3 separate regions of the Homo sapiens genome follow, and regions 1 and 2 are each linked to region 3. Evidence: chromatin contacts called from ENCODE Hi-C data. All regions are on one chromosome and are shown on one strand. Each heading gives the region's core, a stretch centred on a gene start or an enhancer-like site at or near the end of the contact. The rest is flanking DNA. Distances are from core to core; before and after follow the strand shown.

Region 1 (3,346 bases), core at 172-2,671, 4.3 Mb before region 3:
TGCAGTCTTCAGAATGTTTGCTTTTTTTTTTTTCTCTAGAGGTCTATGCTAATCATGTGCTTCTTATGAGTGATGGGAAGTGTGGCTGTCCTTGGTGTGCTCTGAATGGAAAGGCAGAAGACCGGGAATCACAGAGCCCATCCTCATCAGCTTCCAGGCAGAAGGTATTCCTGGATCTGGGGAAATTAGGCTTTTCTTCCTGAATACAGTACATGTACAGTACAGCTAAAAAGCACCTCCATGTTTCATCAGGAATTCATCAGGGATTGTTTTCCTATCATGTGTGTTTGTGCCAATGAAGCAAGTGTGACTTATAAAGCCTTAATTCAGCTCCAGAGCATAGTTCCACATATAAGAAGTGCAGGCAGGGCTAGCCCAGCCCAGAGGAGTAGGGGATAGCCCTCAGATGGGGAGTGAGGGGTAGCCCTCAGGTGGGGAGTGGGGGCTGCCCTGCAGGTGGGGAGTAGGGGCTGCCTCCCAGGTGGGAAGTAGGAGGGTAGCCCTCAGGTGGGGAGTGGGGGCTGCCCCTCAAGCGGGGAGTGGGGGCTATCCCCGGGGTGGGGAGTGGGTGCTGTCCCCCAGGTGGGGAGTGGGAGCTGCCCCGAGATGGCTCCAGCACAGACAAGGCTTCCAGCAGCCAAAGCACTGAAACCCTGCTTAACTTGCGCAGTGTGGGGAGCTCGTTGAAGACCCCTATTAATTAAGACTGGGCTACCTGGATGTTTGTGAATTCCCTTGCATCTGTTTATCAGAGTAGCTAACAGGGCTTGGGTCTGAAGGCCTGGGCAATGCCCTGGAGATGGAGGAGAAGCGTGAGAGGAGTGACTCTCACATCTGTGGGTGGGGTCCGAGAGAAGAGTGAAAACTTCTGAGTGAGACATGCTTTTCACCCAGAATAAGCATTGGTTCCAAAGGGACATGCACAGACAGCCCAGAGTTGTGCGTTTCTAGTTCAAATTTAAAGAAGCCAGTTCTCTTTGAAGCTCCCAGAACCTCTGCTGTCCTTGGCAAAGACTCTCCTGCAGTTCATTTTTCAGTATTCCTCATGCAGAGCAGCGTTATTAAACCACCCCCTCCGTAGCACATCCATCTGAGTTTATATTGAAATGAATTTGATCTCAACCCACAGTGTTTGTGTTTGGGAGCTTTTCTCTGCTCTGCCATCACTTTTGTCAGCGAAAGTTCAAGGAGGCATTTTTAGGTTCCCAAGGAAGGATATTTAGTAAGATGAGCGTCTGATGGTTCTGAGAACAGGAGGTTGGGGAGAGGTGTTTTAGAGGGGAGGTGATATTACCTGCGTTTCTCACATTACACAATGTAAATAGCCACATACAGTGACTTCCTTAGGCTTTTAGTGCCCTCACCTCCAAACACAAGGGGGCAAACAGACCTCATGCTTCTTGAACACTTGGTGCAGATCTGCTATGCAGAATCACCTAGGGAGCTTAAAAGTCAAAGAAACCAAACAAAACCATGCACAAGCCCTGCCTCTGAAGATTCTAACAGACATGCTGTGGCGTGGCTCAGGGTGATGGTGCTTCAACCCCACCCCACCCAGGTGACTCCAAGGTTCAGCCACCTGGGACCTCAGCTTTGGGCATAGATCGATGCCTTTAGGATTTGACCATCATGTCCCAAAGGGCTTGGTCCTGGTGAAATGTGCAATCAGGGGGCTCTCTGGTTTTGGTTGACTGGGAGACCCATTTCCAAGCTGCATTCTGGCCGCTCTGCTCTCTACAGCCCCAGTGGGCTCAGGCGAAGGTCACACAGGGCCATACACCAGCTCCTGGACGTGCTGGGCAGTTTGCTGATTGGGCATAGTTATAGGATAGTGTCTTGCAAAGCCCTGTGTCTCCCATGCTGCTCACTAGCACCATGCCTTTTAGGGGTTGTAGGTACATGCAGCTGTCTCAGCCCCTGGGTTTCACATCCTCAGGAAACTGCCAGGATCTACCCAGGTCCTGCTCTGGGAGGCCACAGAGGGGTTCCCTGTTCTCGTCACAGAAGAGGGGCAGGTGCCAGGCGTATGCACTCAGGCACGAGCTGGCATCTTTCAGCTCCCACTCTGGCCTTCTTGACACCTTCCTGTGTTGTTCTCCTGAAAGATGAAGCACCTGATGTCCTGTAGTTACAAATCTGTAAAAGGCCCACAGCACAGGGAGCGCACATCCCAGGGAGGGGCTGGGCCGTTGGTTAACCTATACTAACTTCTTAACTGGCTGGAACTACTTCTGGTAACAGCTCTCTCAAGAGCCAGAGTGAGGCCCTGGGCCCTCAGTCTGAGGGATGGTGGCTGCTTTTTGTAATCATGTCCACAGTGGGGCGTTGTCTCTGGACAGGCGTCCTGTGTAGGAAACAAGGTGGCCAGCTTCCCGTAGGCCAAAAGTGTCCCCCCTCCTCCTGTGCCGTGGGCACCTCCCTGCTTTCCTGGTGCCACCAGGATTGAGATTTTGTCACAAGGAGAGCTGCACAGGTCAATGCAAGGTCAACAGAGGCCTCATGACCAAGATGGGCTCCCAGCACCCCTCACCTGCCCTCCAATGCCCCCACCCCACCTAAGCTCTCAGTGTGCACAGGCCGAGCAAGCCCAGTGGCATTGTCTCTGAGTTCTCTCTTGGGCTCCATCTCACTTCCAGTCCAGCAGCCAGCCCGGCCACCCCATAGCCTCAGAGGTGTTCACCCTCTGCCTTCACTCCACAATCAAGACCTGCCATCCTCATAGCCCTCTGAGTGGATCCCCTGCTGCCACTCCTGCCTGCCAGGCTCTCTTCAGTACCGCAACCACACTGTTGCTTCTGTGCATTGGAGCGTGCCACTCTTGTGCTCAGAACCCTCCATCTCATTCAGAATGAAACTCCACTTCCTGAGTCTGACCCCACTTGGCCTCCCGTAACTCTGAGGTCACCTCCTGTGCTCTCTTGGTTCCCACTTGTGGCTGCAGCCCCACGAGACTTCTGCTGCTCCTGCAGTGAAGCAGGTGTGCCTCCACCTTCGGCATAGCTCTGCATTCCTCCTCTTCCAGCTCTGCTTAGATGTCGTCACACACAGCGGCCTTCTCTGACCCTGTGTATAAAAAAGCACCGCGCCCCCCCCCCCCACCCCCACCCCGTCCCGACCCCGCACGAATCCCTCCTGCAGCTCTATTCTTCCGCAGCACGACCCCCAGCAGATGCTGTTATGGCTACATGTTTGCTTTCTGGCTTCCTCTGGCAGAACAGGAGCCCTGGGAGGATGAAGCTGTCTGCTTTCCTCGCTGTTGCTTCTCTGGTGCCCAGCACAGTGCTGGGCGCACAGCAGGGGTCCACTGCTATTTTGTTAATGAAGTAATATTACTTTCCCAAATGTA
Region 2 (3,078 bases), core at 47-2,546, 4.0 Mb after region 3:
ATGAAATCTGTTATCCAATTTCTGGAATATGATTAAAGTTGCAATTTACTTTCTGGAAAAGAATTAACTTATGATACATGTTTTATAAAGGTTGTTCCCCCCCCACACCACACAATTTGTAAATTAGGTGCTTTTCAGCTTGACACGTAGGGCGTGGCACGGGACTTCTCACACTACCTCAGCCACACTTGGATGAGCTCTTACAAGTCTGGACATTCAGGTTTCCGAGCACAGGCCAGTTAACTCCCTAATTCTCCCTAAATCCTGAAACAACACTGCCACCCCTGTGTGCCGTCACCCCCGTCTACTTAAACACATATATCCAGGCTAAAGCATGCCAATCACATCTTCCACTTCTGGAAATCTTTCAGAAACGAACCACAGAGGAAACACCTCTCTCCCAAAATGTATTCTCTTCCTCATATTAGAAGCTAGATTACCTGAAAATGGGCTAAAGCTGTGCAAGCGCCCAAGGCCAGGTATTCAGTTCAGTGCGGAGAGTCTAATGACTTTAAGTCTGAAAAACCATTCCTTTAACTGGCAAAAAAAAAAAAAAACACAAACAAACAAAACAAACAAACAAAAAACCCTGGCGGAGATGCTTAAAAAGCAGCGGCTCTAGCACAGGCAAGGAGTGGAAAGAAAGGGAAGGAGGGGAGAGGGGTGGAGTGAGGCGCGGGGACTGCGGCGGCAGCGGGTTGCCCCAGGTCGCGGGCACCGCCCGGGCGGGAACTTGGGCGCCGTGGACGAAAGGTGCGGGGTGACCTTCGGACGAGGCCAACTGAGACCGGCTGCCGGGCGCAGGGGACCTCTCCGCAGCCGCTCACTCTCGGGGGCTCACTCGCCCCACAGCGGCGAACGCGGTGCCCCGGATTCCAGCCGGGCTCATCTCGCAGCTCGTCCCCGGGCAGAACGTGGGATGTGCAATCTCGGCAGCCCGAACCCGCGTCAGGGCCTCGGCCCGCCGCCGCCCGGACACACCCCCGCCGCCGCCCGGGTGGCCCCAGTCCCTCCCCGGGCGGCCCGAGCGGGCATCGCTCACCTGCACCGCGAGCCAGTCCGCCGCCCCGAGGGCTCCGGAAGCCGCGGCTGCGTGGCTCCGGCCGGAGGGTACTCGGTCCTTGTCGCCTGGAAGGCCCCGCGCCGGGAGCGGTCGAAGGAGGAGTCTGACGGGTGGCGGGGGAGCCTGGGCGGCTGGAGGAGGAGGAGGAGGAGGAGGAGAAGGAGGAGGAGGACTCCGACGCTTTGCTCTGGGGAGATCCACCCTCCTCCTGGCGGCTCTGCAGCAGCCGCCACAGATCACTTCCGGGGCGCTGGGGAGCGGGGCGGGGCAGCTGGGGAGCGACTTCCTGTCCGTGGGCTGAGAGGAGGGTGATCATGGGCCTGGGCCGCAGAACAGTGGCTCGGAGGGCGCAGGCTGCCCGGCCTCCGCCCCCTGCAAGCTGAGGGCTGTCCGCGCTGTCTTTCCGACGGCCCCACCCCCGGCTCTCTGAGCTCCGCGAGGTGAAGTCATCTCCCGGGGGCTCGGGAGTGGCCGCGGGCCTCGCGGAGGTTCCCGGATCTCGGCGTCGTTGCCGCGGTGTCCTTGTCTTTCTTTTGGGGACCAGGAGGGGGTTCTTGGGGGAAGGAGGGGAGAGCGGAGGCCGCCATCTTGCTTCTAGAGGGTCAGCTCATGTTCCCTGGGCGTCTCAGGGTTGAGGCCGCTCGTGTGGCGTGGCCGGGGGTATTCAGAGCGGAGCTGGCGACGTGGCTTGTCACGGGCCAAATCCCAGGAGGCGGGTCAGCCGCCTACCCTGGCTGGAGGGTCTCGTGGCTGCCCTGGGCCTCATCTAACTGCTGATCCCCTGGAGAATTCGCTTTCTCGGACGGTCTGCGAGTTCTTTCTGAGGGGTGTCGGACCCCCCTGCGACTCTGCAGGTGTCGGTGTGGCACTGAGATCATCTTGCGGCCCCATGGCACTGTGATTTGGTAGCTTGTGAGAAGTAGTTTCACTAAATCCGTAAATTTAAGTTAGCAGCTACAGATTCTTATGTCTTGACATTTATTCGCTTATCTCTCTTTGCTCCCCACAAATTGAGTACCAACTATATTCCTGGTATGAGCCATTCAAGGAATGTCCAGTCTAGTGGGCAGACATACATGAAAGCAAATCATTGCTATTGGAAGTATGGTTTATCAAGATGTACAGCGTGAAGAATGGATAGCTTTACTAACGTAGGTTAGAGTTTTAAAGATAAATAGGCATTTTCTACTACAAAAATAGGGGTGGGATGGCAAATCCGGATCCGAACAGAAAGGAGATGCAGCACGGGGACAAATAATTTGTTGAGAAGAATGAGTAATAATTACAGGTCTTGAAGTTCAAACTTAGGTTGCTGAAGAAGATGAGGCTGGAGAAGAAAACAGGAGCCAAATCACGAATCGTCTATGCCTTGGTGAGGCAATGAGTGGACAGATTACAATTTAAGCTATTCTTCTGTTGGTAGAGAACAGATAACTTGGGGGGGTGGAGGTGGGGGGGCAGAGAAGGATAAGCAGAGAGCCCACAAGGGGGCCATTGCAGAAGCCAGTAAGAGAAAACTTAAGGACCCTGTGTGAATGGTAGTGAGCATCCAAAGGAGATGGATTCCTAAAATATTCAAGAGGCCATATCAACTGGTAATTGGTTGCTAGGGGCAGCTGCCAGATAGGAGAATGGAAGAGGCAATGATGATGCCTTGTTTTGCTTTGAGGGAGGGGCAGGATAAGGGTGTATTTTACTAAATAAGATAAGGAAGAGTTAGGATGAGTCCTGGGAGGGGACATTTTTGCAGAAAAAAAATGAGTTCAGTTTTGGAGTTGATGAGTGAAGTAAGAGTGGTGCTGTCTAATGGTGGTTGCTATATGGGTCTAGAGCTCTAGGGAGGAGCTGGGCTGAAGTTGGAAACACCACAGGTTTAGATGACCATAACCAAGCTGACTGCAGTCTTACGTCATTGAGCACAGTTTCAAAACCACTTCTCCTTTCTCCCTGCCTTTACTTGGGAAAATTACTGAAATACTGCATTAAAAAACCCAATATGGTGATATGTGTCCATC
Region 3 (3,350 bases), core at 309-2,808:
TCTTTTCTGAATATTATTTTTCATTTATCTTCATTTCCTTACCTATTTTCTTTTCTTCTAAAGTATGTATCTTTGTTAGCTCCATCATCCTTTTTGGAATGAGCAAGTATAAAAATAAGTAAATAAATAAGACCCATCCTAAGTATTTTAAGAAACCACCCTTTTGCGGCACACTTGCTACCTTGGTCTTAGCTCTGGGCTTTGGTGTCCTCTGGCAGTCCTGCTGCATTGCCTTCTCTCCCCCATCTGCCCACCCCTGTCCCAGAGAGATTTTTCTGTAGCCCCTCATCTGCAGAGTCCGACAGCTCAGGGTCGAGGGTCTTTCTTAGCAGTAATCACCCACTATGCTCTCACCCCTCCATTTCTGGACATGCTTCCTGTGGCTTCTCTCCTGCGCTTTACACTTCAGCAGTTCTTGTTTCTGCTCACTCTGCCTTTGTTTGTCATTTCCTGGATTTGAAGCTGTTCTGCTCTTTTCACCTTTCTCTTCTCAAGGTAAACTTCCTCTGTGAAACCTCCGCTGATGCCCTGCAGCAAGGTTGACCACTTCCTGAGTGTTACTTCCTCTCTTGGTGCATATGTCTGGTTGCACTAACCAGGCTGCTGCTAGCCCAAAGGCACCTTTGTGCAAATTAGAAAAAGACAACCATCCCCATCCCTTCTTCAAGATACTTTATAGTACTTCCAACTGTTGGCAAACTGTCTTAATAAAGATACAAATCTTTGATTTCTCTAATGTGCATGGTGCCCTACAAGGGTTGTGCAGTGCATAGCCGTGCAGTTGCATGTGATAGATCTATGTTATAATTATTTGTTTAATTGTCTGTATTCCCCTCAGGACCAAGGAAAATTCCTTATATCTTGATACTGTTTTTATATTCTTACTGTCTGACCAGATCAGACCCTCAGTAACCGTTTGCTAAACAAAAGAAGGAATGAAGGTACAAATATGTATCCACCTTGTCTGGAAAAATAGCAGGAAAGGCATGCCTGCCAAGGACTTTTACACTGAACAGTAAGAATATATTTTAGCTCAGAGACACTGTTTGTTTTCACATTTCAATATTGCTTTAATTAGATATCTTAAAGCTCGTGTACCACAGTGGTTGAAAGAGCAGATGCTGGAGCCAGACTGCATGAATTTGAATCCCAGTTCTACCACTTATTCACTTATTAGTGCACCTTTGGGCATGTTACTTAACCTTTCTGTGCCTCAGTTTACTCATCTGCAAAATGAGCGTGATGATAATAGTTCCTACTTCAAAGGGTTGTGAGAATTAAATGAATTATATAAAGTGCTTAGAATAGTACAAGACACATAATAGTCAGAGACAGAAGTATTAGGTATTATCAATATTGTTAAAGTCCATGTATAAGTTTACTGTACTATTGTTTCTTTTTAACTCTGAAGTGCTGTTTTCACTCTGTCACGTACAGCTTTTATTGCTAGCATCTTGCTTCTGCAGGTCCAGCCTCCTGTTGATTGGCCCTGTGTTTGTGCTGTGGTCAAAGCACTTGCTGTCTGCGGTTCTCCCTTGTGCACACCGGTTCTTTGGTTGCTGTAACAAAAACTACATAGGACACAGACAGGAAACCCGCAGGCTTTGTTTTTTCTTCCTAATTTGGCAGCAGAAGGGGGAAAAACCAGGGCCTTTCACAGACAAGGCTTGTTTTAGAGTTTAATTTTAACTTCTTGTTCGTGTTCTAAAGCTTGGGTTGGTAATAAATCTTGGCTGTATGAGACTAGAGAGAACTGGGCTTTAAAAATATGATTTTAATGTAAAATCTTTTCTAATTGCAGGACAACTTGCCTTTGATGATTTTCAAGAGAGTTGTGCTATGATGTGGCAAAAGGTAATGGAATGTTCCAGGGCCAAGTTCCCCACTAGAACCTGCCAGGGTATTCTCGAGTTAGACAATAGAAGAAAGTCACTCCCTGAATAGTTATGGGCTTCTCCTGGTCTTTAGGGTTCACTTGTGCTTTAACTTCACAGGAGGGATGGGCATTTTCTGCATTGTTTCCCACTCTGTCTTTCTCTCGTGTCTCATGCTGGCGTTGGAAGCTGTAACACTCTGGGAACCTCTCCATAACCCAGTCTGGCTGCCTCACCCTGTTGAGCTCTCTTCAAATTAAGCAAGATCTGACTAATACATTCTTCAGAGATGCTCTGACCGTTTTCATTATGAGAACTAAATGACTTTTCCCAGATCACATTACTGTAATTAACTTTACACTCATTTTGATACTCTTACATATTATAAGAGTGGATGGATGGTATGCTGTATTTACCGAGCTGGCATCCCTCCATCTGTTCATTCAGCCTGAGTCATAACCAGAGTTTCCTCATCCCAAGGGTGGTGCATTTTTCAAAATATGAAAGGAGCCAGTGACAGCTCCAGCCCATTCGCAGGCTTACAGGACCAGCCATTGCCACAAAGGATAAGCTTCCTGTTTACCAGTTGGCCTGAGACAAAGTGGTTGTGCTTCCTGGCCATGCGGGGCTTGGCACACAGTCTGGGCTGTGTCTGTCAGGATGGTGGGCTGAATGCTCGCTCTGTGCTGGGCTGGCTGGGGGTGGCAGGGCCCCCACAGCATGGGTCCTGGACATGGGCCACTCTCGAGAGGGCACCCTCAGGAGGGCACTCAGTTTGGCTTCAGAACCAACCCTGGCATTTGGAAAGGAAGCAAATGAGGGAGGGCGGTCTGGCCTCCTTTCTGGCTTCCTTAATGCTTCTTTCCTTTAGGGGTCCAAGCCGGGCAAATCCCCTTGGCACAAAACTGGGAATCCTACAATAAATTTGTATCTTTTGTTTTTAAGTATGCAGGAAGCAGGCGGTCAATGCCTCTGGGAGCAAGGATCCTTTTCCACGGTGTGTTCTATGCCGGGGGCTTTGCCATTGTGTATTACCTCATTCAAAGTAAGTATCCTGCTAGCCGCCTGCGGCCTGACCTCCTCCTAGCCTGCTCCTGCTCCTCCATCAGAGGAAATACTTGAGATGCTTTGTTTAGATTAGAGAAAGGAGGAGAGGGTGATTTTAAAGGCTAGTCCACCATTTCGTTGGCTATAGCTTCCTCTGTATCCTGTAATCTCAGTTTTTCCAGGAGCAACGAGTACAAATAAAAGGACCAGGACTAATATGCATAAGAAGCCCAGCAAAGCACGATGGGCTTTCAGTCCAGTGCACACACAGGGGCTCCATCAAGATTCTGAGATTATATAAAGAAGGGACAGAGGGAAGGGGAATACCAGATGGTTCACAGGTGGGGAAAGCTGTGGCTGTGCGTCCAGCATTGTCAGACTTTTTTTGCACTTTCATTCTCTGCTGTTGATTTAATGGAGGAGGGACCA

The links. Hi-C counts contacts between places; a loop is a spot of excess contacts on that map. Pooled maps may share reads with other maps.
Region 1: a loop to region 3 is called in a map with no recorded cell type, with 21 times the contacts of the local background. The contact joins two enhancer-like sites. A Hi-C loop is called at or near these places in 2 of 37 single-sample maps with no recorded cell type and 3 of 50 pooled maps.
Region 2: a loop to region 3 is called in a map of naive thymus-derived CD4-positive, alpha-beta T cell, with 15 times the contacts of the local background. The contact joins the promoter of RALA here to the enhancer-like site in region 3. A Hi-C loop is called at or near these places in 2 of 168 maps with a recorded cell type or tissue (naive thymus-derived CD4-positive, alpha-beta T cell and transverse colon) and 7 of 50 pooled maps.

The regions. Positions count from the first base shown.
Region 1 is chr7:47,937,011-47,940,356 of GRCh38, reverse strand. It overlaps PKD1L1 (polycystin 1 like 1, transient receptor potential channel interacting), which reads left to right. Exons shown (of 57, transcript NM_138295.5): 3 at 40-164. Among named protein-coding and RNA genes, the nearest start is that of PKD1L1, 9.8 kb to the left of the region's middle. RefSeq lists enhancers at 2,012-2,181, 2,632-2,711. Within about 2 kb of position 1,421, at least 4 of the 41 ENCODE cell types and tissues checked have a DNase peak (open chromatin) inside an H3K27ac peak, as active enhancers do.
Region 2 is chr7:39,621,790-39,624,867 of GRCh38, reverse strand. It overlaps RALA (RAS like proto-oncogene A), which reads right to left and starts at 1,296. Exons shown (of 5, transcript NM_005402.4): 1 at 1,043-1,296. LOC107986785 (a long non-coding RNA gene) reads left to right here and starts at 1,391. Exons shown (of 2, transcript XR_001745175.2): 1 at 1,391-2,435. RefSeq lists silencers at 93-142, 737-1,246 and an enhancer at 573-1,420.
Region 3 is chr7:43,647,104-43,650,453 of GRCh38, reverse strand. It overlaps COA1 (cytochrome c oxidase assembly factor 1), which reads left to right. Exons shown (of 6, transcript NM_018224.4): 2 at 1,802-1,854; 3 at 2,820-2,919. The coding sequence starts at 1,840. Among named protein-coding and RNA genes, the nearest start is that of STK17A, 66 kb to the right of the region's middle. RefSeq lists enhancers at 327-416, 1,059-1,920, 2,190-2,484, 2,783-3,350. Within about 2 kb of position 1,558, at least 40 of the 41 ENCODE cell types and tissues checked have a DNase peak (open chromatin) inside an H3K27ac peak, as active enhancers do; they include transverse colon, where a contact is called at or near this core.